2 separate regions of the Homo sapiens genome follow, and region 1 is linked to region 2. The links are chromatin loops, found by intact Hi-C in ENCODE. Cell type or tissue: GM12878. All regions are shown on one strand. Links, peaks and the distances in the headings refer to the core of each region. The heading gives the core; the rest is flanking DNA.

Evidence for each region. A loop is a pair of places that touch in the nucleus more often than their neighbours do. Peaks named below come from ENCODE experiments on the same cell type or tissue, not always from the same donor. Only the 100,000 strongest peaks of a DNase experiment are listed, where the experiment ranks them.
Region 1: a loop joins it to region 2, with 7 times the contacts of the local background. A loop is called at or near these places in 1 of 110 quality-filtered maps.

What each region holds. Positions count from the first base shown.
Region 1 is chr4:166,475,860-166,488,689 of GRCh38, forward strand. No RefSeq gene overlaps it. Among named protein-coding and RNA genes, the nearest start is that of TLL1, 610 kb to the left of the region's middle. In GM12878, for the core only: no CTCF peak of the experiment used is centred there; a DNase peak (open chromatin) is centred at 6,082.
Region 2 is chr4:166,833,455-166,846,284 of GRCh38, forward strand. All of the region lies in intron 6 of SPOCK3 (SPARC (osteonectin), cwcv and kazal like domains proteoglycan 3), which reads right to left. Among named protein-coding and RNA genes, the nearest start is that of SPOCK3, 390 kb to the right of the region's middle. RefSeq lists an enhancer at 6,196-6,495. In GM12878, for the core only: no CTCF peak of the experiment used is centred there; DNase peaks (open chromatin) are centred at 6,017 and 6,367; H3K4me3 peaks cover 381 bases; H3K27ac peaks cover 1,703 bases.

The sequences.
Region 1 (12,830 bases), core at 4,103-9,102, 360 kb before region 2:
GTGTAGGTACAACTGGATTAAAATTCAGAAATCCCATTACAAATCATGTCATTTTCCAGGATATTGTACCACCTCTGTCAATAAAACAGATAATTTTCTTCCTCACATTTTCAGATAAGTCAAGGTATAAAGCACAGAAGTATAGATCACAGAGTTTGTGTTTTCCTATTGTGTTTATTTTTCATTTCAACCTCATTTCAGTCAATGTAACTGCTCTTATGAAATATACAATAAAATGATTGTTTATTTTATTGAGTTATGAAAATTTCAACTAACTAAATGCAAAAATGAAAAATGTTATTTATAGTTATATCCATAACTATAAATATGTTAAAAAAATAAAATATTAAATTTCAGCCAAAGGGAAAATCTTGAATATTTTAAAGAAGAAATCTAACAAAATGATGTACTATGCTGAAAAAATACTTAATAGAAAAAATACAAATATTAAATATGTGAATATCCTTATTTAATATTGTCTTTCCAAGTTCCATTTTTTAATAAGAAACTATAAGTAATTTGTTGACCTTACTGCATATCTCCTTCCTCTTTGACGTGGGGATAATTTCTCTTCTACTCATCTATATGGTCAAGTAGTGATGTAAATAGGAGGTCTTTAAAGTATAAACACACAGCAAAATAAAAAATTACTTGTCTTTCAAAGAAATTTAAAAATTATATTGGAATAATTTTTTTTCCTTACATTTCTTATTTTGCTTTCATCAGAACAAGTGTTAGTAAAAATTTAGTGTGAGACTATAGTGAATATACCTTTTCTAATCTCTGAGACTACCAGAGTTCTGTATAGATGGAGTTCTTTATCATGGAAGCACTTCTTGAATGGTTAAGGGACCTCAAAAATACACTCTTCCATAAAGCAATGAGAACACTGGAAAAAGTTTTCAGAATAAACTGTTTCAGAACTCTGGAAATTAACAAAAGGCTTGCTACAATATGAAAAACAATTATTCAAGAAAATGGCTGAATTTCTGTAATAATACATAGTAACATGCTATTTATCTTGCCATATTCTGATTCCTCTGTCTATAGCTCCATGGCAGCCTTGTAAACTGTAGCCCCACAGGATTTGTGAAAAACAGAAAATTAGCAATTACTGAAGGAGACAGAAAGGTGTAAAGTACCTCCTGCCTCCGACTCCTGCAAAAAGAAACCCATCCTCAGAGAACTGACTTGTCTGGCAGCTGTCTGAAAAAGCCCAATTCACATGGCTTATCTTTATTAGATCTGGCTCAGAGTTTGCTCATTGTGAAGTGCCTTTCTCCTGGGTGTTTGTCAAAAAATGATCAGTGAAAATTGTTTAACATTGTAGGTGCCTCAGTTAGAGATACCTGTTGAGGCTAATGAAGTGCTGACTAAAAAACTTAACAGTGAAAACTAAAGAGTGATGTGTTCATAAGGGACTTTGAAAGGTTCTAACATAATCCTGAGAATCTAAAAGGCCATACACATGTGTAAGGCTATGCGCACTTCAAGAATAATCTAAGAAGGCCCTAATCTCTCAACTCTGTCTTACCTTGCCTCTCTGCATAAGCAAAAAGTGAAGGCTGAAACAGAATAGTATATCTTAGAAGCATTGTAGGTGTGCCCTAACATATCACCAAAGCTTGTGAGCAAAGACTAAAAATAATTTATTCATGGCATTAAATATAATCTTTGCCAAATCACTAGATGGATAGCCACCAAACTAAAAAACAGAGGCTTAAGTGGCTACATACAAATAGAATATAAACTTCACAGAGTTAGAATAGTAAAGTTTCTACGATAAACAAGCCACAATGGTAAAAACAATAACAAAAACAACAAACAGAAACAACAATAATCCCTAAGGAGAAACAGGAGTTGGATTGTCAGAGTTATCACATTATGTTTTTCTCAACGTGCAGTTTCCAATGAAAAGTTGTAAGGTATGCAAAAAAACAGCAGTGTATGACCCATAGGAAGGAAAAGGAGAGTCAACAGAAATAGTCTTAAGGAAACCCAGACACAAGATTTACTAGACAAAGGCCTTAAATCAGCCTTTATAAACATGTTTAAACAAATAAAGGAAACCATGTCTAAACAATTAAAGAAGTGTAAAAAATAAAATCTCATCAAATAGAATATATTAATAAAGAAATAGAAAATATTTTTAAAAAGAACCAAATGGAAATTCTGGAGATGAAAAATACAGTAACTGAAATTTAAAAATATAGAGAAACTCAGCAACATTTTGAACTGGCACAATTAAGAAACAATGAACTTGAATATAGGTCAAATGATATCTAGTTGGAGGAACAAAAAGGAAACCATAATAACAAGAAATTAACAGATGTTTAGCAACTTGTGGAGCATCATCAAGTACCGGTATATGCACAATGGGAGTTCCAGAAAGAAAGGAGAGCAATGAGGGAGCAGAAAGAATATTGGAAAAAAAAAAAAAAAAAAAGGCTAACAACTTGCCAAATTTGATGACAAACTTGAATGTACATTTCCAAGAAGGTCAATGAAATCTAAGTAGGATAAACTAAAAAGTTATACTTGCAAGCACAACATAATCACATAATTTAAAGCAAAAGACAAAGATTATTAAAAGGAGCAAGTGAACAGCAATTTATTATATACAGGAAACTTCAGTAAGACTAACCCCTAAATTCTCATGAGAACCTATGGAGGCCAGAAGGCAATAGAATACAAAATTCAAAGTGCAGGAAAAAAAGATTGCCAAGCAAAAATTCTACATCTAGCAACACTTTAAAAAAAATAGAAAAGGTCTCTCTGTAGTTATTTAATGCATGTGTCAGATATACTATAAAAAGAGGATACGGTGCAATAAAATGAGAGCAATTATATACAAATCTATATCAAAAAAGATGAAACAAGACATTCCTTGATAAACAAAAACTGAGAGAATTTGTTACTAGAAGAACTGCCATACACAAAATACATCTTCCTGAAGGAAGAACTTCAGGGTTAAATGGAAGGATACTAATTAGTATGAAAATAAATGAAGAACATCAGTAAAGTTAACTAGTAGGTAATATGGAAGACAGCATGAAGATATTTCTATTCGTAACTTCTTTCTTTTTCTATCTGACATAAAATACAATGACTAAAAGGGATAACAATTTATTTGTTTATCTATTTATTTATTGAGATGGAGTCTCACTCTGTCACCCAGGCTGGAGTGCAGTGGCGCAATCTCAGCTCACTGCCACCCCTGCCTCCTGGGTTCAAGCAATTCTCATGCCTTAGCCTTCCGAACAGCTAGGATTACAGGCGCCCGCCCCCACATCCAGCTAATTTTTGTACTTTCAGTAGAGTTGTGGTTTCTCCATGTTGGCTAGGCTTGTCTTGAACTCCTGACCTCAAGTGATCTGCCAGCCTTAGCCTCTTAAAGTGCTGGAATTACAGGTGTGAGCCACAGTGCCCAGCCAAAATAACTATTTAAAAAAAGCAAAAAGTACAGAGCTATATTACAGCAAGTTTTGTGTACGCTATTGAAATTAGACCAATATTATTCCCACTTAGATAGTTTTAAATTAAGGTGTTTATTTAATCTCCAGGGACCACTAAGAAAATAACTCAAAAATATATAGTAAAATAAACAATAATGAATTAAAATGGCACATAAATGGAGTAATGACATAATCCTCTTCCACCTTAGAAAGCCAGAAAAAGACAACCAAATTAAACTCAAAGCAAAGAAAGAAGGATATAATAAATATTAAAGTCAAAATAAAGGAGGTGAAGAATATAAAAATAACAGAATCAATAACATCTAAAGTTGTTTTTTTGATGATTTCAACAAACTTGACAAAACTTTAGCTGGCTAGCTGAAGAAAAGAACTCTACTTACTAAAATCAGAAAAAAAGAGAAGGGATGTCACTACTGATCTTTCATAAATAAAATGTTTTGAAAGAATATTATAATTAACTGCTAAATTTGATAACCTAAATTAAATGGAGACATTCCTAGAAAGAGGAGAACTGTGGAAAGTGACTCAAGAAAAACTGAATGTTTGAATAGACCAATAATAAAGAGCAATGTGATTGAATTCATAACTTAAAAACCTCTCGAAAAGAAACCTCCAGTTCTAGATTATTTCACAGGTGAATTCTGCCAAATGTTTATAGAAAGAATCAACAAAAATTCTTATAAAAAATAGAAGAGGAAGTAAGTCTTCTCAACTGTTCTAGGTCAGTATAGACAGATTAAAAAATTCTCAGCAGAATAATAGCAAACAAAATCCATCAGTACATGAAGGCAACTATAAACCTTAATTAAGTTAGACGTACTCGTAAAGTGCAAAGTTAGTTTAGCAAAATCCACACAATTAGTGTAATATGATGTACTATATTAACAGGATAAAGAACAAGAACTATATGAACTTCTGAATCTATTCAGAGAAAGCGTTTGACAAAATCCAACATCCTTGCGTGATAAGTGCTTAGCAAACTAGGAATTGAATGGACCCTCCTCAATACGATAAAGGACATCTATTAAAAAAAGCAAAAAACAACAAAAAGCAAAACAAAACAAAAAACCACAAGTTACATCATACTAATAGGGATATACTGAATGTTTTTCCTCCAAAATTTGGAACAAGGCAAGAATATCTGTTGTTGCTTCTTTTCAGCATTCTTTGAGGTTCTAGACAGTTTTATTAGGCAAGAAAAATAGAAAGGTCTAAAATTTAAAATATCCCTATTTGCAGATGGCATGATCTTGCACATGGAAAATCTTAAGGAATCCACTGAACAACTATTAGAACTGACAAATGAGTTCAGCAAGGTTGCAGGATGCAAGCTCAATATACAAAAGCCAATTGTATTTCTATAAATTTGCAATGGGCAATATGAATAGGAAATTAAGAAAACAATTTTTAATAGCATCAAAAAAGTAAAATACTTGGGAATAAATTTAACAAAAGATGTATAAGTCTGTACATTGAAAGCTATAAACTTTCATCAAAAGAAATTAAAGAAGACTTAGAAAGACATCCTGTGTTCATGAATTGAAAGACATAATATTGTTAAGATGTAAAATACTCCCCAAATTGATACATAGGATTAACATATCAAATGTCTGATAAGAATATTATATCCAGAATACAAAATAAATGAATGCAATCCAACAATTAAAACATAATTTTAAAATGTGAAATAATGTGAATTGACATTTATTTAAATCAGATACAAATGACCAATAGGCAAACGCAAAATGTTTAACATCAGTAGTCTGTGTGATCTGAGACACCAAAACAAATACCCCTTTATCAACTAATATGGACTCTAAGGTTAAGGAAACAAAAGTTACCAGGGTTCAGAGATGAGCTGGCATGGCAACTTCCTAAGTCTCTATGACTACAAGTAAAACCACACTCTTGCTAACCAATAGGATCTATCAGGCAAATTGTCAGACCCTTCCTAACTCTGATTTACAACCCAGACCACTACAGCGCTGAACAGAGGACTGGTCTCAGGCTGTTTTCTGATAAGCTGCTGCAGACCTTAAGCCAGTTTCAGCCAACTTGTAGAAACTTCACACAAACTGCCTTTGTGTTCTATAGTTCATCTTTTGATGTAAAGAGCCAAATTCCACCTCATTTTAATGCTAAAGCCTGCCCCAAGGAGAACATGGGATATATGTTAGGTACATGTTTCCCCATTGCACAAACACTCCACTTCTCTTTTAAATACGTACAGCTTTTCACCCAAACCCGCTAAATAGTATCACTTTTTTGCGTAATTCAGATCTTGTGAGGCATAAAAACCCACCTGGCTTTTTTCTCTTTGAAGATAACATCTTTGGTACATGCTAGAGACTGTCTCTTCTCTGTTTACAAACTGATATTGCCAGTAAAACTCTTCTTTCTACTATTTTGCCATACTGGTGGTCTTTTGGATGACAAGTCATTAGGAGAATTCAGATGAAAGCCACAATAACATATCACTTACACACACTGGGATGACTAAAAATAAAAAAAAACAGACATAACCTGTATTGATGAGTTTGTGGAGAAATCAGAATACACATATATTACTTGTGAAAGTATGAAATGGTGCAGCCACTTTGAAAAACAGCTTGTCAGTTCCTCAAAATGTTGAATATAGATTTACCACCATATGACCCAGCAATTACTCATCTAACCATATAAACAACAAAACTGAAAACATACCTCCATATTAGATCATATATAGCAAGTTTTATATCTGTGAGTTGGCCTGTAGGTTTATGTAGCAGCATCATTTTAATAGCTAAAAATTGAAAACAACCCAAAAATGTGTCAAATGGTGAAAGTATAAACAAAAGGTGATATATCCATAGCATAGAATATTGTTCAGTTAGTAAAAGAAGTGTAGTGACATAGAGCAGAGCACAAACGAACCTTGAAATCATGATGCTAAGTGAAAGAAAGCATTCATAAAAAGCCACATATTGTACAATTTCATTTATATAAAGTACTCAGAATAATTAAATCTAAAAGATAGAAAGTAGTTTAGTGGTTGCCAGAGGCTGGGAGAAGGGGAGAATGAAGAGTGATTACTAATCTTACAAGGTTTTTTTTGAAATGGTAAAATGTTTTAAAATTAGATAGTTGTGATAGCTGTGCAATGTTGTGAATATACTGAAAAGCACCAAATTGTACATCTTAAAAAGGTAAATTTTATGGTATGTGAATTACATGTCAATAAAGGTGTTATATAAAGTCTATAATAAATATTTGGCTTTTAGTATGTTTAAATTATCAAGTTGATGAATTATATACATATATTCTCAGGATGTTGAATGCACTGTCTAGTATATTTTTATTTTTAATATATTTTTGAATACCGAATTATAAATATATTTAGAATCCTATGAATATGTAAAACAAGTCTCTAAGGTAAGATAAATTCAGGGTAATACTGAGAAATAAAAATATATATCATAATTTAGAAAAAAGAAAATATGCTGGAATACAAGCATTTAGCCAGTTTAGAAACATTTTGTTCTGACGCTTGATTACATAATCATATCTATGTAGCTCTTTTTTCTAAAGGAAATTGTCCAATTGTGTGCATAACTCTTATCTGTAATACAAATATTTCCTTGTTTAACAAGAAATAACCTTGGTGAATATCTGTTACCACTGAGGTTGGTCAACTGTCACTCTCCTCCTTATGCCCACTTGCAACATCTGTCACATAGACATAATGCACACAAATGCTTGGTATTTTTCAATTTTAAAAATTATTTGATGCTTTTTCCTTGCAAATATATATAATTAAAAATTTACCTCAATTATAATATACCCTATATTGCTTTCCTGAGCCTATGTAGTTTATTTAGCTCCCCCTAATTTGTTAGTTCATTTATTTAAGAATTTGGCATCTATTAATTGTTAATTCTATGTCAGGCAAAAGCAATATCAACGTGGATAAGACATATTTCTTGTCTTTAAGGAGCTCAGATTGCAGCAGGTAGACAGGTAGCCAATGTGCGGAATGTGAAGTGAGATCTACCCCAATATATTGTACATTAGAAAACAGGAAAACTCATGTGATTTTACCTGTCTATAAAAATCTCCTGAGGATGTATTAGAAAACTCATGGCTGAAATTTATTGTATGTTCAAAATTATGATCAAAGTGAATGGGTAATAGATTTTTTTTTATGGACAAACTTTGTAATTTAATTAGCTTAACCTTGAGTCAGCTTTTGGCCGGGCACGGTGGCTCACGCCTGTAATCCCAGCACTTTGGGAGGCCTAGGCCAGTGGATCACCTGGGGTTAGGAGTTCAAGACCAGCCTGGCCAACATGATTAAACACCGCCTCTACTGAAAATACGAAAAATTAGCTGAGCATTGTGGCGGATGCCTGTAATTCCAGCTATTTGGGAGGCTGAGGCAGGAGAATTGCTTGAACCTGGGAGGTGGAGGTTGCAGTGAGCCGAGATTGTGCCATTGCACTCCAGCCTGGGCCACAAGAGTGAAACTCTGTCTCAAAAAACAAAACAAAACAAAACAAAAATACTTGAGTCAGCTTTCGTAACCTGAACTGGTAAAATGATAGATAAAGGGGCATTTCTTCTAAAGACTGCTGCTTGTTTCGATGTCTCCACTTTAAGAACGTCCAAATGGAATTTGTGCTAAAGGGTTGTCTTGACACTTCAATATGGCAAACACTCCCTATCACATAGATGAAACTAACAAACAGGTGGAACAATATGGCATCTGGTAAAAGGAGACCATGTAGATTCCCTATGCCAGAGTATGGGGCTACCAGTTGGTCTGAGTTTTTTATTTAACTTAGAATTTTATTTATCTTCATATAAAATAGTTAACCAATAAAAATGAAATGCAGGGACATATATACTTATGATGATATTGAAATTAAGAGTTCTCAAGTAGGTCATGATCAATTCTGACTCTAGGTAAGCTTTAACTTGGCCTTCAAGGACGAGTAGAAATATGCTAAGGAAAAATTTTAGGAAAACTGCCAGGTTTCTGTATGACTTAAAGTGAGTATGAATCAGGAATTTTGAGGTATTCTAAGGTATATTGATTATGTTACAGACTATGCAAAATTACTAACTTCTAAGCGGAGAAGTCATTTAATAGTTCCACAACGTATGAGTGTTTACCTCTGAAGTATGTGGAAAGCTGGCTAGCAAGGATACAAGATGATGGGCAAGGAGAGCAGTTAGTGCTTGCCATACTCACTGCAAGAGACACTGAAGGCTTGGACTAAGGCATTGTGGAGTGGGTGTTAGCAACATCCCTACAATTATAAGTGAGTTGGCCTAAGATTTGTGAAGTTATTTTGGCCATGATTTACTAAAAGTCAAGTTAGTGAATTAAGTCTTTTGTCTTTTCTTCAAAATATACTTGCTCTACTGACAAATAACATTATTTTTAATTTTTTTTAAACAAAGTAGATAGAATATGCTCAACCTAATGTGAAATTAAAGGATAATAGCCTATACTCTCCTAAAATACTGTAAATTGTATGAATCCAACAGCTAGGGAATTAACAGAAAGAAATAATTGTGTTGAATATTAAATTGCCTTTATATTTTACATACTATATTAAATTATATTATATTTTATATGTAAACACACAAAAATGTGCCTCAATGAAATAATTATAATGAATGTACCAAATAGGTAATCCAAGTTTGTCCTTGTTGATTGTCACACTAGGTAGTCGACTTTTAGAATATTGACAATAATGCGCAGGTTGCATACCCTAAAAGAAAGTGGAGTGTAATTTCTCAGCACTCTAATAATCTTATAAAAGTTTGAGGAGTATTTCTGTTATTCATAAATGTCCTTCCAAGTGATCTATATGCCATCTCTCAGTTAAATTTATATTTGCATTTCATGGAAACTATCAATGATTTCAGTATGTTTAGAGATTCTCACAGATAATGAGTTAATGTGTGACAATATCTTTAACCAATTTCAGTTTGAACTCTTTAAATATTAAAGATCATTAAAATATAAATAAAGATGCAAAAATCCTGGAAAAACAGGTCCTTTTTAATGATTTGTTTTATGAGATATGGAAACAATCCGATCAGAATACAGGTAAAAATCTCCAATATCACCAAAGTAATTATCAATTTGCCACTTATATATGTTAAAGTATTTATTGTTAACATGATGTTTTTCAAATTATTTACCTGTGACAATCTGAACTTAAAATACTATATTATCTGTGATATTATTGACTTGTGCAAATGTCTTTGATATGAGTTTCAAATTTCTTACTCACTGGTGGCATAGTCTCATTAAAAATTAATCTAGGAACATATTTAAAATTCAAAAATATTTGCGTTAAATCTGGAATCTTATATAATTCTCCTCAAAACAGGTAGAAGGGCAATATTGTATTGAACATGATGAAACCAGCTTTTGCACTCTGCTGCCTGCTCAGCACCAAATACCTTTTATAAACTACAGGATATTGTAGCCTCATGTCAATGTTTGATTTCTTCAAATATTTTCCATCTTTATCACAAACTAAAGCTATGACGTACAGAGATGAAAAAGCTCTTCCTTTACATAAGAGGAAAGGTGTATGGTGCCATGAAGAAACGGCTATATTCTCTGTAGAACCAATAATAATTAAGAGGGAGAATACCTTGTCCCTTGGTAACCTATGTCATTATGGTGTGCAAGTAGTGGTAGAAATGAGTAATAAATGCCACTTATTTGCACATCACATTAATTTAAGACTTTTATATATCTTTGGCACTGTTTTATACACAGATTTCTTACAAATATTTAGTTGACAAGTGCAAACTTCGGTACTAGAGGACTGTTCATTAGATACAGCAAGGAGTTTTGATAAGGCAGGCTGATTGCTGAGTACAGGTTCTGAACTAAAAATTTAATGGGTGAGGTTTCCAGAACTCAGGTTCTGTTTCTCACACTAAAGTTGTAATTTCTTCCTTTTTTATTCTTCCTCCTCTTTTCTTTTTTCTTCCCCCTTTTCCTTTTCCTTTGTTTTTTTAAATTTTTTCAAACAAAATCAACTGTCCCCCAATTTCCTGGTATAGGGTTATTTTTTGACTGAATCCTATTACTGTTCTCTTTCAGGCAAAATTTTCATTTAAAAGTCAAGCTAAATAAAACATTAAGCAATATTTTCTGACTCCACAAATATTCAAGCATTGCTGAAAATGTTGGGATGAGATGGCAATTTGTTTATATTGTCAATTTAGGAGAAATGTTTCTGTGTATTTGGAATCAGAGGGTAGTCTACCACATATTTAGAGGCTCTTGATGAAAGCTATGTGTGTTTATTTTTACAAATACAACTTATAACCAACTGACTCACTTCAAGAAAAAAATTAGTGTTTTTATTTTAGTTATGCTAAATTTAGAAATTAAATTAAGGAGACAAAATCTATATGATGTTCAGTTGTATTATCTAAGAACAAAATTTATGTTTACGTTTCCTTAAATTTGTACATATCTTTTCATTTTATTTTTATTGCTATTTTATGTTTCTTCTCTATGCCTTGTAAATAACTTTTCATGTATATAAAGACCCTGGGTTTTCATTACAGTTTTGAATCCTGGTTAGTTGTACAATTATTTTTTATTAGAGAGTTCCATTGATTATCTTGGATTTTTCATATTATCTATCCTGTTATCTACAAATACAGATAGTTTTATTTGCTCTTTTCTAATCCTCATGTCTAAGCAAATACTTCTATTCAATTTTAAACATTGCTTTAAATGGAATGAGTCCCATATATTGTGTTATGTGGTTTTTCATTATTGTTATTTTTAAAGTAGATTTTGTAATTTGAGTTTGAATTACGTCTTTCATCAGAAGCTGTTTAACTGATCATATCACAAGATGACTATTAACAATTCCTTCCATTTCACATATTTTTTGGCAATGCCACGTCACCTTTCCCACATAGTTTTATTCCCTTTAATCTGGGCTGTATCTATGATTACATTGGTGGTAGAATGCTGCAGAAGTAATAGTATGTGAATTCTGGATATAGACCAAAAGAGGACTTCTGGGAACCATGAGCTGTCATGTTAAGAATTATGGTTATAGCACCGAAGAAGAAACTAATGAGGGAGAGAAACCCAGAGAGTTTCTGGGTTCACCCAATATTACAGTGTTCCTTGTTGAGGAAACAGAAAGGCAACTGGGGTCATTTTGGCTCCTCCAGGCCTAGTCAGGTCTCCATATGACTGAAGCTGCATGACCAGCCCCAGACAAGACCAGCAGAAGAACCACAAAGCTGATCCTGGCCTAGATTGCAGATTCATGTGCAAATAATGTTTTATATATAAACCAGTAAATGTTGGAGTTGTTTCTTGTGCAGCAATAGATAGCTACTATAGAAGTATATATATTTTTTTGATTTCCAGGAGAATTGTTTAATTTTTTAATTTTTTAAAAATTAATTTATTATATTAAAGTCAGAGATCAGAGTGTATTTTAACTTTATGGAACTTATTTGATGCTTTTAAAATTAATCTCAAAAATTCCAACACTAAACTTATGATTTTGTTAAAAATGACTTGGAAATCCTGAAGACTTTCTTAAATCTGTAACGGTTTTATTGGGATATTAGTAACAGTTTCAAATTATAGATAATTTTTTCCTATGTACAGGATGGACTTATTCAATATGTAGATTTCAATTTTGGCTTTGCCCTTTTTTGTGGTCCTGGAAATTTTTTTCTTGGACTATTGCTTTAGTTTTTCTGTTCCTGTTGTTTTGTTTTTCTTATTTAGTGATCCCAAATATACATGTGAATTTCTCATCCTTTATATAATTTCTATTTTTTAAGAATGTTAAATTATGTTTGTATTCTCTATTCAGACTTTTATTCAATGTTTCTTAGTCGGTTTATATTCATATCTATTACCTCTTGACTACATCTTATCTGATTTTCTCTCAGATTTAAAAAACATTTTTTTAATCAATTTCTGTTCTGTATTTGGTAAATATCATTGCATATAGCAGATCATCAAATCATGTTGATGAGAACGAGAAATTGACTCTGGCTGGGGCCACTATCTGTGTGGAGTTTGCATGATTTTCCCATGTCTGTGTAGGTTTTCTCTGGTTACTCTTGTTTCCTCCTATATCTCAAAGATGTGCACATTAGCTGAATGAGCTTGTCTCCACGACCCCAGTAAGACTGAGTGTGGGACCGTGGGACCAGTGAGTGTGGGCACATGTGAGTGCACCCTGCAATGGGATGCACTCATCCAGGCCTGTTGGTTCAGGACTGGTTGGTTCTCACTTTGGCTCCTAAATTGTAGGGGTAGGGCTCAAGCCACCCATGACTCTGAATAGAAATAAA
Region 2 (12,830 bases), core at 3,433-8,432:
CTCTAATAGTGGGTATGTGTATTTCCTTTTGGTTCCTATCGGTTTTTGGTTCGTGTGCATTAAAATTATGTTGTTAGGTGCAAACACATTTGGCATTACATTTACACTTATAGTAATATTAATATGGTTGGATTTAAAGCTACCATGTGCTAGTTACATACTGCTCATTACATTCTATTTGCCCCACATATTCCCCATTCTTTTTTGCCTCTTTTTCTGCCTTTTGAATTAACTGAATTTTTATGATATCCTTTTTTCTCCACTAATGGCTTATTAGTTAAATCTCTTAGTCTTGCCTGGTGCACCTAGAACCTGTGGTGTGTCCTTTTTAGCATTCTTGCTTCTCCTCCCAGTGGTAGCCAAACTCTGTCTTCTATCTGTGGTTGCGTTTGGGCACATGTCATGTCACCTGCCCCCTCTTGGAGGAAAAGTGGTTCTTCTGCTCAAGAGCGGTTTGTTCCTCTGCTCAAGAGTGGTCTTGTCTTTCCTCATGTAGAGAGATTTTGCTTCTACTTCAGCTTTTGAAGGAAACTGGCTAAGACGGTTTCCAATATCTTACTCAGAGCAAAAACGTTTTCCTTCTACTCCTCCCCAAGAATCAAGAGTTTTTTTCCTGCTTTGGGGAGGAGGGGTGAGAGAAATGTGTTCCCCCAGAGACTTAACACTATTGCACACTTCTCTGGTCTTTTGCCCTGTCTCAGATATTTCTCTTGAGCACCAATGAAAGTCCACGGAAAATAACCTAGAATTGATTGCAAACTCTCTTTGTTTCTGTGGCTCCCAAGCATCTCAAACCAACTCATCTTGCTGTAATTGGGCTTTGCTAACTCACCTAAATCCCCAGCTTCTGATCGCTCATAGGTAGCCACCTTTTTCTCACACGCTTTGCCAAATCTGAAACAGCCCTGTGGCCTATCTTCATTGGAGAGTTCTTGCTTCTCTTTGAAATTCAGTTTATTTGATGGCTTTGCCACCACTGCTCTCTGATGAGCTCAAGAAGATTAAAAATTTTTAGAGTACCAGGCTTTTTCTCTATGGTCAGGTGAGAAAATTCAATTGGGAACCATTGTTCTTCTAGCGCTTTCTACTGCCAAGGAGAAGCCCAAGTCTGCTTTCTCATGTGAGTCTAATAGGACATTTTCTTTGGTATCTTTTATTCAAGTGTGTTTCACAAAATATCTGAACTGCTAAATAGTTTTGGAAATTAGATGAGAAAAAACAAACAAATTGAACAAAAATATTAGTCTAGAAAATGAATCCCGTTTCCCAAAATATATATGACCACAGAATTCTATATTTTGCTTGAGAAGTTTTTTTGAGTTAGGGATTCTAAGTAATGTTTTTCTCTCTCTCTTTCTCCCCCATCTTTTTTATCTCTCTTTTAATTAGAAAAATTTGACTATGTTTTGATCAATCTGTACTTCCACTGTACTCTGATTTCTCAATAATAGTTATATAAACAAATCTTTATTTTTTGTTTTACTATCCCAACACTTTCCTAGGTAAATTTGGATGGTTTTTACTCTTCCTGAACTAGATCTATGAAGATTTACCATTAATATGTAAAAATCTGAATTTGCAAAGTATAAACCGATTACCAATAAAAATATTTTTCTGTTATTCTACTGTGATATTTATATAAGTACTGTTAATAGTAACGATGTCTTACATTTATCTATAAAATTGTTACTCATCACAGAATAGTAAAGGTTTCTGAACTAATTGGCTATACTGACTTATACCTTAGAGTGTAAAGAACTATTATCATTGCTGAGATTATTTCTTCCTACAATTTAAACATCTATTAAATATTATAATGTTCAAAAAACTTTTGTCTATTTACAGAATTCATAAAGCCAAGAATGATTCTAGTGTCAACAATGACATCAGCATTTTGTTAGAAATATTCAAAAACAATATTTAAGTAGAAGACACCAAAGGAAACAAAACAAATCCTTTATTTTTTTAAACATCTGAAGTTATTTTTTGTGTTGTATCTTAAACTATTCAAAAAAAGGCTGAAAGGGAATAGCTAATGTGAAACTAGGCCTTCATTTTTCATACATCTGTATGAAACCTTCACTATTCCTCTTCTGTCAAACTATTTCTTAACTAATTTGTTAGTTATCTTGTATGTTGTTCTGTATTTTAGCTTCAGTGGGCTATACGTTTGTGGGTTCTAAACGTTGTTTATCCTTTGTAGACACTTTTTCTTCATCACCAGAGGAATTTCATGAGACAATATAAATATTCGTTCAAAAAATTCTGTTTTGGCCGGGCATGGTGGCTCACGCCAGCACTTTGGGAAGCCGAGGTGGGCGGATCACCTGAGATCGGGAGTTCGAGACCAGCCTGACCAACATGGAGAAACCCTGTCTCCACTAAAAATAAAAAAATTAGCATTAGCCAGATGTGGTGGTGCATGCCTGTAATTCCAGCTACTCAGGAGGCTGAGGCAGGAGAATCGCTTGAACCTGGGAAGTGGAGGTTGCAGTGAGCCAAGATCATGCCATTGCACCCCAGCCTGGGCAACAAGAGCAAAACTCTTGTCTCACACACACACACACAAAAAATTCTGTTTTACTATTGAAACCTTTGAGATGCCTTTAAAAAAGTGTATTGTTATGTTAACAATATGAATCTTAGCGGAGTACAATTTTATTATAACTTTTATCCTGGTCTTTCTGCTCTCAAGTTGTCTGTGTCTAATAAATAGATGAAGTGAGGACCCACTATATCCTGGGTACTTTAGCTAATTATAGTACCCCTTCTCAGTCTTTTGAGTTATTTTCTGAAAGCTTAAAGAACAAAACAGTGCAAGAATAATATAACAAAGATTCATGTATTAAATTCTCAACACGATTTTATCATTTTTTTCAGCTTTCTAAGAATTATTTTTAAAATAGCATATTACTAATATTTTGGTTGCCCATTCTTTTCATTTTCTTTAATGGCATAAATAAACAACTACAATGAACTTATATTAAAACTGCCACAAGGCATCGTTGTTTGTAGGGGTTGAGAGGAAATTTTGTTGTTGCTTTATTTTAGTTGAATCTACTGACATATTTTTTCTTATGTGACTTGAGATTTTTTGCCCTGTGAATTTACCTCAGTGAAGATTGTTTTTTGTGGCAGTTCCATTTCCTAGGTGGTAAAAATGGCCCCTATGGAGTGGTTTTTGTTTTTGCCTCATCTAGTGCCCTATGGATTTCTGTTGAACCTGGCACTCCATTCCTGAAAAGACTCTTTCCATCAAACCTTTAGTAACTCTCCTTTGAGTACTTTCTGACCAGGTTCGACCTTAGCCTGAGAAAGAATTCTGCTAAATCAATTTAGTGAAAATTCCCCGATCTTGGTATCTGACTACCATCTGTATCTTATTACCTCGGCCTACTTTCAGAGATAATTCTGATGAGTCAAACAAAAATTTCCCTTACTCCTGATGTTTTATCTTAGTAATTTTCCATTCATTAACTGGACCTTGCTACTTGGCTATCAATTCCCACTTGTCCATACTGTATTTGGAATTGAGTTCAATCTCGCTCCCATTGCAAGACCTCATTGCCATGGTTCCTATACCTGTTGCAATGGCACCTCTTGAATAAAGACTGCCTCACCATCTTTAATAAGTGCCCAGAGAGGACTTTCTCCTTCCTTATTACATCTATAAAAAGTTGGCAGGAGTTTTGTTCATTCTTCTTTAAAGATTGGGAAGTCTTTAAGATTCTTGGCTGATTTTAGGTGTGTAAGTTTTGGTTTTTTTCTTTCTGAGTAGTGTGAAGTTAGACACACCAGCTTTAGCCATTAAACCTTAATAGTTCAATGCCCCTGTGAATAATTTCAGAATAAGCCCACCAATACCTTCTGGACTTGAGCTCTATTTTATTTTAAGGTAGAGATGGTGTTTCACCATGTTCCCCAGGCTACTCTCAAACTCCTGGACTCCAGTGATCCTCTTGCCTCAGTCTCCCAAAATACTGGGATTAAAGGCATGAGCCACCACACCTGGCCTGTATAGCTTTTTACTGCTTGCTCTAGCCATTACATTATATATACAAAGCATCAATAGATTGCACTGATATTATCATTTCACTAGTTGTAAAGAACTATAGAAATTGTACTTCCCATTACATCACTTTACCTTCCCTTATGTGAGATATAACGTCGTAAATATTTCTTTATCCTGTGGACATTTAGAATCACGTTAGACAGTTATAATGTTTGCTTCTATCCTCAAACATAATTTAGAACACTCAATAGGAAAAGGAAAGTCAATTTTATTGACTTTTACTTTTTTGTACCATGTCCTTTCTTCCTTTCTGATGTTTCAATATTGTTTCCTTTAGCATTTTCTTTCTTTTTTCCAGACTTTCCTATAGTTATTCTTTTATGGAAGCTGTGGTTGCTACAAATTTTCTTAGGTTTCCTTCATCTGAAAATGTTTTGATGTTCCCTTAATTCTTGAAAGATATTTTCACTTGACAAAGGATTCTGGGTTGACAGTTCTTTTCTTTCATCTCATGATATATATCGTGTTGCTTTCTTCTTGCCCTCATCGTTTCTAATGTTATGTCCATTGCCAAACAAATTGTTTTTCCTTTATAGATAAATGTTGTTTTCCTCTCATTGTTTCCCAGATTCTTTCTTCATCTTTAGTTTTGCAGAAGTTTGACTTTGATTTGTCTTGGTGTGGATTTCTTTAGCTTTATCTTGTTTGGGGTTTGCTCAGCTTCTTGAATTAGTTTATGTCATTTGTCAAATGTGCCATTTTCCACTGTTATTTTCTCAAAAACTTTTTCAGCTCCACTTGGTTTTCCTTTTCTGTCAAAGACTCAAATGACATAAATGTTAGGTCTTTTGTGGTAGTCTCACAGATGCCTAAGGATCTGGGTGTTTTTGTTGTTTTTTGTTTTGGTTTATTTACTCTGTGTTGCTTAGATTGTATAATTTTATTACTCTATCTTTAAGTTCACTGATTATTTTTTCCTTTGTCTCCTACACTATGCTACTGAGTCAATCCATTGAGTTTTTTATTTTGGTTTTTATATTTTTTAATTCCAGAATTTCCGTTGGTTATTTTTTTACATTTTCCATTTCTTTGCTGAGACTTTCTATTGCTTTGCTGGGACTTTAGAAAAACTATTTGTTTCAAGTATGTTCATACTTGGTTACTGAAATATCTTTATCATTGCTACATTAAAATCCTTGTCATAGACCGGGTGTGGTGGCTCACGCCTATAACCCCAGAACTTTTGGGAGGCCGTGAGCGGATCACAAAGTCAGGAGATCGAGACTATCCTGGCTAATACAGTGAAACCCCACCTCTAATAATAATAATAATAATAAATTCAAAAAATTAGCTGGGCGTGGTGGCAGACACCTGTAATCCAGCTACCTGGGAGGCTGAGGCAGGAGAATCGCTTGAATCCGGGAGGCGGAGGTTGCAGTGAGCCGAGATTGTGCCACTGCACTCTAGCCTAGGCAACAAAGCAAGACTCCATCTTAAAAAAAAAAATCTTTGTCATATAGTTCTAACATATCTATCTTATGAGGATTAGTGTCTGTGGTTACATTTTTCATTCAGTCTGTTGTCTTCCTGGTTGTTGGAATGATGAGCAGCTTCCTACTGAAACCTAGACATTTGGGGTACTAATTTGTAAGACTCTGGATCTGATTCATAGTTCTATTTTAGTTGGCTTTTTCTGACACTGCTCTGGCAGAAGTCAGAGGGCCACCATCTCATTACTGCCAGGTGGTGTCAGAAGCCTGCTTCACTGTTTCATCACTGTTGACCCTGAGGAGTTGTGCCTCCTGGTTATGGATGAGTGAGAGGGGAGTTCTTATTCCTTAGTAGGCCACCACTCATATGGAATGTCTCATTGTTGTTGCTAAAATTACCTCCACTGACAACAGGAAGAAGGGGTCTCATTACCACTGGGTGGTAGTGAAAGTCTTGACTTTCCACTAGACTTCCTCTTATACCACTCTGTTTGGTAGTTAGATAGACATTAGCACAGGGTAAGAGAAGAGGGCAAAAAAGGCTGTCACTAAGGCAGACCATGGCCAGCCCACTTAAGGAGAGTCCCAGAACTGCCCTAACTCCACACTAATGGATGAAGTTCCTGGTAAAGTCTGTGGCCAGCACATCACGGAGAACGAAAAACTAGGGAAAATCTCTTAAAATGGCACAGGTCAAGTAACATAGAACTGTGTCCTCAAGTTCACCCTAAGCTCATTTACCATCATTATAATCAATTTACATGTGGTTTTACCTCCTGCCTGTGGGCTTTTCTTAACAAATTATGGGTATGAATGTGCACAGTTTAATTTTAGCTATATAACCATAAACTGCCAATCAAATGCCATCATCCTGTCACTCAGACACAGCCCAAACCACAACTCTTCCCCAGAAAACCCCCATAAAAGTCCCCTGGGTTTTGTAAAGAGGGGCTAATTTCACTTCGGGGAAATCTGTCCACTCTCCCTCTGAGGGTGTATTACTGTGCTTCAATAAACTTTGCTTTGAGCTTGCGTTTTAGTGTTTGCAATTCTTTGCTAACTATCACAAGAACTGAGATTGGTGGCCCAGAGCTTCAGCTCCATTGACCTCCTCAGTTAAAGGGTCTATCCCAATGCAGAATTCCCAGTAATATCTTCAGTAGGAAAAAGTAGTGGTACCTCATTATCTCCAGCGGAAGTGAAATCTAAGTTCTCCGTATGATTTGTATTGACACTTGAGTGTAGGGAGACTCATTTCCACCTAGTGGAGAGGAAAATTCCAGCTCCCTACACAGCATTTTTTCATAGTACTTTGGGACATAGTTGAGGTGCTTCACAATCACTTGAAAATGCTGAAAGTACAGGTTCCCCATTCAGCCTTCTCTGATTTGGGTGAATATCGTCTACATTATTTTTAAAATCTTATTTAGATGCAAGAGAGCAATTATTGTCTAAAGGTTTCTCTCTTCCTAGCTTTACCTGTCCTTGCCCTTTGGCTACAAAGAGAAAAGGGTTTAGTTGGACTTTTCTGTTTGTTTATCTGTGCTCATCATATCTGATGTTTCTGGGCTTTCTAGTTTTTGGGTTTTCTAGTTTGTCAGCTCCAAGTCTTGTTTATACAATGCAAATAAAATAAAATAAAATAAACCAGGGAACTCACCTATTCCTTGGTTCCTGAGGTCCCTAGCTAGTTGTCCACCTTCTCCCTACATTTCAGACTCATGATTTTCAGACACATAATTTTCAAATTTCTAGTTGCACTTAAGAGAAGGAATAGGAAAAGCTATGTCTAATTCATCTTCCCAGAAGCAAAAGTTTTTTTTTTTTTTTTTTTTTTTTTTAGATGCAGTCTCGCTCTGTCGCCCAGGCTGGAGTGCAGTGGCGCAATCTCGGGTCACTGCAAGGTCCGCCTCCCGGGTTCATGCCATTCTCCTACCTCAGCCTCCCGAGTAGCTGGTACTATAGGTGCCCGCCACCACGCCCGGCTAATTTTTTGTATTTTTCGTAGCGACGGGGTTTCACCGTGTTAGCCAGGATAGTCTCGATCTCCTGACCTCATGATCCGCCAGCCTCAGCCTCCCAAAGAGCTAGGATTACAGGCGTAAGCCCCCACGCCCGGCCCGCAGAAGTTTTTTTTTACTAATTTTAGAGTGATTCTTTGAGAGGAAAGAAGCAAGCCTAAGTGTTGTGGGTCTGAAGTTTACCTCTTCAATTATTGGAGACCGACATAAACACGCTAGAAACGTGGGTGCAAAAACGCTTTAAGGAGCTGTGGCAATTTAACTGAAGGTCAGTTATCAATTCCTAATTTCTTCAATCATTTCCATTTCTGTCTGTGGAGTTCCAGATGTTAGCCATACCAGTAGGATGTCACAGAATAAGAATAATAAGTGTAGATGCAAGCAAAAGAAAAACAATTTCACATAGACTTATAGAATTACAAATTGTCATTTTACAATAATTTTTAAAAAAATTTCTTAAAGTAAGAAAAAAAGATTATTTTACATTATGCACTGGCTTCTATTGTTAAAAAATAAGGAATCATTCTCTGCTTCTTCCAAATTTAAACCTATTTAGTTTTCTTGTACTTTCTAGCTCTTATTTTTGTGTCTGTCACTTTTCACTAGTTCTTATAAATATGGCCTTCCTTAATTTGCTTTCATTTCTTACTATGGAAAATTATAAAAATGTCCATAAATGCCCTTTTGCATACATGTTATTGCAAAGTAATATTACAAATCTTCCCCTGTGCCTGTGGAAGGCAGAATTCTAAGAACTTCTCCAACACTCCTACCTCCTGCTCTGTACAGCCTATATGATGCCTTCTTGAGTACGAGCAACATCAGTGACTATGATGAAATATTTCTCCCATTGTGTCTAAAATCGTTGGGTTCTTGGTTGCACTGACTTCAAGAATGAAGCCGTGGACCCTTGCGATGAGTGTTACAGTTTTTAAAGATGGTGTGTCTGTAGTTTGTTCCTTCTGATGTTCGGACATGTTTGGAGTTTCTTCCTTCTGGTGGGTCTGTGGTCTCGCTGGCTTCAGGAGTGAAGCTGCAGACCTTCTCAGTCAGTGTTAAGGCTCTTAAGGCGTTGCGTCGGGAATTGTTCATTCCTCCGGGTGGGTTTGTGGTCTCCCTGGCCTTAGGAGTGAAGCTGCAGACCTTTGCAGTGAGTGTTATAGCTCATAGAGGCAGTGCGGACCCAAAGAGTGAGCAGCAGCAAGATTTATTGCAAAGAACAAAAGAACAAAGCTTCCACGGTGAGGAAGAGGACTTCAGCACGTTGCTTTTGCTGGCTCTGGCAGCCTGCTTTTATTCCTTATCTGGCCCCACCCATATCCTGCTGATTGGTCCATTTTACAGAGAGCTGATTGGTCCATTTTACAGAGAGCTGATTGGTCCCTTTTGACAGGGTGCTGATTGGTGCATTTACAATCCCTAAGCTAGACACAGAGTGCTGATTGGTGCATTTACTATCCTCTAGCTAGACATAAAAGTTCTCCAAGTCTTCACCAGATTAACTAGACACAGAGCACTGATTGGTGCATTTACAAACCTTGAGCTAGACACAAGGTGCTGATTGGTGTGTTTACAAACCTTGAGCTAGACACAGAGTGCTGATTGGTGTATTTACAATCCTTAACTAGACATAAAGGTTTTCCAAGTCCCCACCAGAGTAGCTAGTTACAGAGTGCTGATTGGCACATCCACCAACCCTGAGCTAAACACAGAGTGCTGATTGGTGCATATACAATCCTGTGGCTAGACATAAAAGTTCTTCAAGTCCCCACCTGACTCAGGAGCCCAGCTGGCTTCGCCTGGTGGATCCTGTGCCAGAGCCGTGGGCGGAGCTGCCTGCCAGTCCCGCACTGCCGGCCTGCACTCCTCAGCCTTTGGGCAGTAGATGGAACCGGGTGCTGTGTAGCAGGGGATGGTGCCCATCGAGGGGGTTTGGGCTGCGGGGGACCCCACAGTCAGGCATGGCAGGCTGCAGATCCTGAGCCCTGCCCCGCGGGGAGGCAGCTGAGGCCCGGCGAGAATTCGAGCGTGTCCCCAGTGGGCCGGCGCTGCTGGGGGGCCTGGCGCACCCTCCGCAGCTGCTGGCCTGGGTGCTAAGCCCCTCACTGCCTAGGACCTGCCAGCCGCTCTGAGTGCGGGGCCCGCCAAGCCCGTGCCCACCCAGAACAAGCACTGGCCCGCGAGTTCCTCTCCCTCCACACCCCCCCGCAAACAGAGGGAGCCAGCTCCAGCCTTGGCCAGCCCAGAGGGTGGCTCCCACAGGGCAGAGGTGGGCTGAAGGGCTTCTCAAGCTTGGCCAGAGCGGACGCCGAGGCAGAGGAGGCGCTGAGAGCGAGCGACGGCCACCAGCACATTGTCCCCTCTCACCATGATTAGATTATGTTATCTGGCAAAGGTGAAGGGATCTTGCAGATGCAATTAAGTCTCTAATCAGCTGACTGTGAGTTAATCAAAAAGGACATCAGTACGTTTGGACCTCACCTAATAGTGAGTCATTTAAAAATGGTGTAGAATTAAGGGACAAGATACAGCAGCAAAAATTATCTTACTCGTCTTGAAAAAATAAGCCACCATGAATCTTGTAGTTTCAAGGAAATAAATTCTGCCAACCATCTGGGAGCTTGAAAGACAGCCCTGAGACTCCCACACGACCCTAGCCCTGGCCCATGCTTGATTGCAGCCTTGTGAGTACTCAAGCAAAGGATCCAGTTGGCTCTGAATCTACAGAAACTGTGATGTACTAAATGCAAGTTGTTTGAAGCCACTAAGTCGTAATTTGTTATGCAATAAGAAAATAATACATGTCTCTCTCTCTAGTTTGGCAATGTAACTTCCTTTGTCAATGGGATGTTGCCAAAGGTGACATGAACAGAGGCTTGAAAGCATCCTAAATAATGGGGCTTGAAACTCTGAGATCATCATGTAGAAAAGGCTGAGCTAGTTTCCTAGGTGATGAGAAACATGGCCTAGCTATCCTCATCATCCCAGATTACGTTGCGCTAATGACCAGGTATGTGAATGTGTCCATTTTAGACAATTCAGCCCCAGCCCAGCAACCAGCTAAGCATAAACGCAATGTGGGCCAACAGAGTGCGGCTGAGCCAGCCCAGACTGAAAGTGGTTCTAAGCCACTACAATTTGGGAAGTTACTTAGAAAAGCCCACTGATGTCTTGTGTTTCTTTGGGTCAAAAACAAATAAACAAAAGGTACCAGAATGGCTACCTGAGTTCAAATTCTACCACTGTCATTTACTAGTTACTCGACTTATATTAACCACTTTTCCCCCACCTTTAAATAGGGTATGATATGCCTACCTTAGAGTATTTTTGTAGTGACTACAGGAAATTGATGTAATACATGTCTTAGCACATACTTTATGTCATAGTCTATTCTATGAATCAACCTGGCTAGGCCATGGTATCCAGATGTTTGATAAAACATAATTCTAGATGGTTCTGTGAAGGCATTTTTTTAGATGCAATTAACAATTAAATCAGTAAACTCTGAGTAAAGAAATTACCCTTCATAGTGGGGTTGAGCCTCGTCCAATCAGCTGAAGACCATACAAGCAAAAGGTTGACTTCTTGCCAGCAGACCACCTTGGACTCAAACTGCAACACTTTTCTGGATGTCTTGCCTGCCAGTGTCTGTCTGTCTGTCTATCTGTCTCTTTCTTGATATATGTATAGATAAAGATAGATAGATGTAGATATAGATATACATATCTATACAGATATACATCTCTATACATATCTATATCTACATCTATATCTATATCTATCTATGTATCTATCTATCTACCTGCCTACCTACCTAGATCCTATTTGTTGTCTCTCTGGAGAACCCTGGCTAATACAGTGTATATACAATGAGTAACTATCATCATTTTTCCTGACTATAGTTGCTCAAAATATGCTGAAATAGCTCTCTGCTTAGTGATATCTGGTTCTAATCTTACCTGTCCGTGGTTTTTTCTTTGTTGATATTTGGATTGCTGAGGCAGAATACAAATGCATGTGCTGTTATCAAAGGTAAAAGATTTGTTAATAGGTGTAACCTAGTATGACAATTCACAAACATGATTGAATTTGCTATAATCTAAAATAATTATGTTAAACAATATAAAATTTTCTACTGTAACCCACATTATTCAGTAATATTGTACATTAAATAATTTATGAATCTTTGTGATATCACAGATAAGGATAAATTAGCTACAAGAAATCATATTTTATAATTCTAAAATGTTGAAATCATATAATAATTAGCAATTTATGACTGAACCATTTGCAAAAAGAACAATTGGTAAACCAAAATAAATTTTTCATTTTAATACATGTTTATTAATGTAAAAAAGTGACACTGGGCATATGAAATTTTAGCAGAAAAACCGTATGCCCTATACAACTACACTTCCTTGTACAAAAAAACTACAAATCTAATTGTGGCTTTAAATTATGTTAAATATTTCACTTTGTGCTATAACTTATAATCTTATATTTTTTCTCATATTTCAGAAAAAAAATACTTCCTGAGTACTGTTTAAGTGATTGAAGGAATTTTGAAGTAGTTTCTATTTTGTAAACAATGTCTCTAGGAGAACAAACAAACCAACTTTACCAGAGGGTAGAAAACAGGGTTGGGAGCTCAGTTTGCAAATGGCCAGAACATCTCTTTTGTAATTACCAAGCAATAGTTCAACAACTTCAAACACGTAATCTAAAAAGCCCTCTTCTGAATTTTTCCCACCAAGTTATTAACTAGGTGATTTTTAAAGCAATGGGACAAAAAATTACTTTAAGATGCAATAAAATTAGCTGTATAATGGTATGCAGTCACATGTCACTTAATTATGGGAATAGGTTATGAGAAATGCATCCTGAGGTGACTTGGTCCTTTCGTGAACATCACAGAATGCACTTACCTAAGCCTAGAGAGTATACCCTGTATGGTAAAAGCTATTGCTGCTAGGCTACGAACTTGCACAGCAAGTTTGTACTCCTGTACTGAATAGTGTAGGCAATTAAAACACAATGGTAACTATTTGTGCATCTAAACAAGTCTAAACATAAAAAAGGTAATGCTTTGAGCTAAGACTAAATGAGGGCTATAACCTCACTAGGAAATAAGAATATTTCAGCTCCATTATAATCTATGAGACCATCTTTATATATGCCATCCATCCTTGACTGAAACGTTGTTATGTGGTACCTGACTTCTTTTTGGTCTGCCAGGGATTATGGCTAAGAAGGAAAATTAGAGAAATGCTATTAATATACTAAAGGTGTAAGAATATAGCAAAAAAA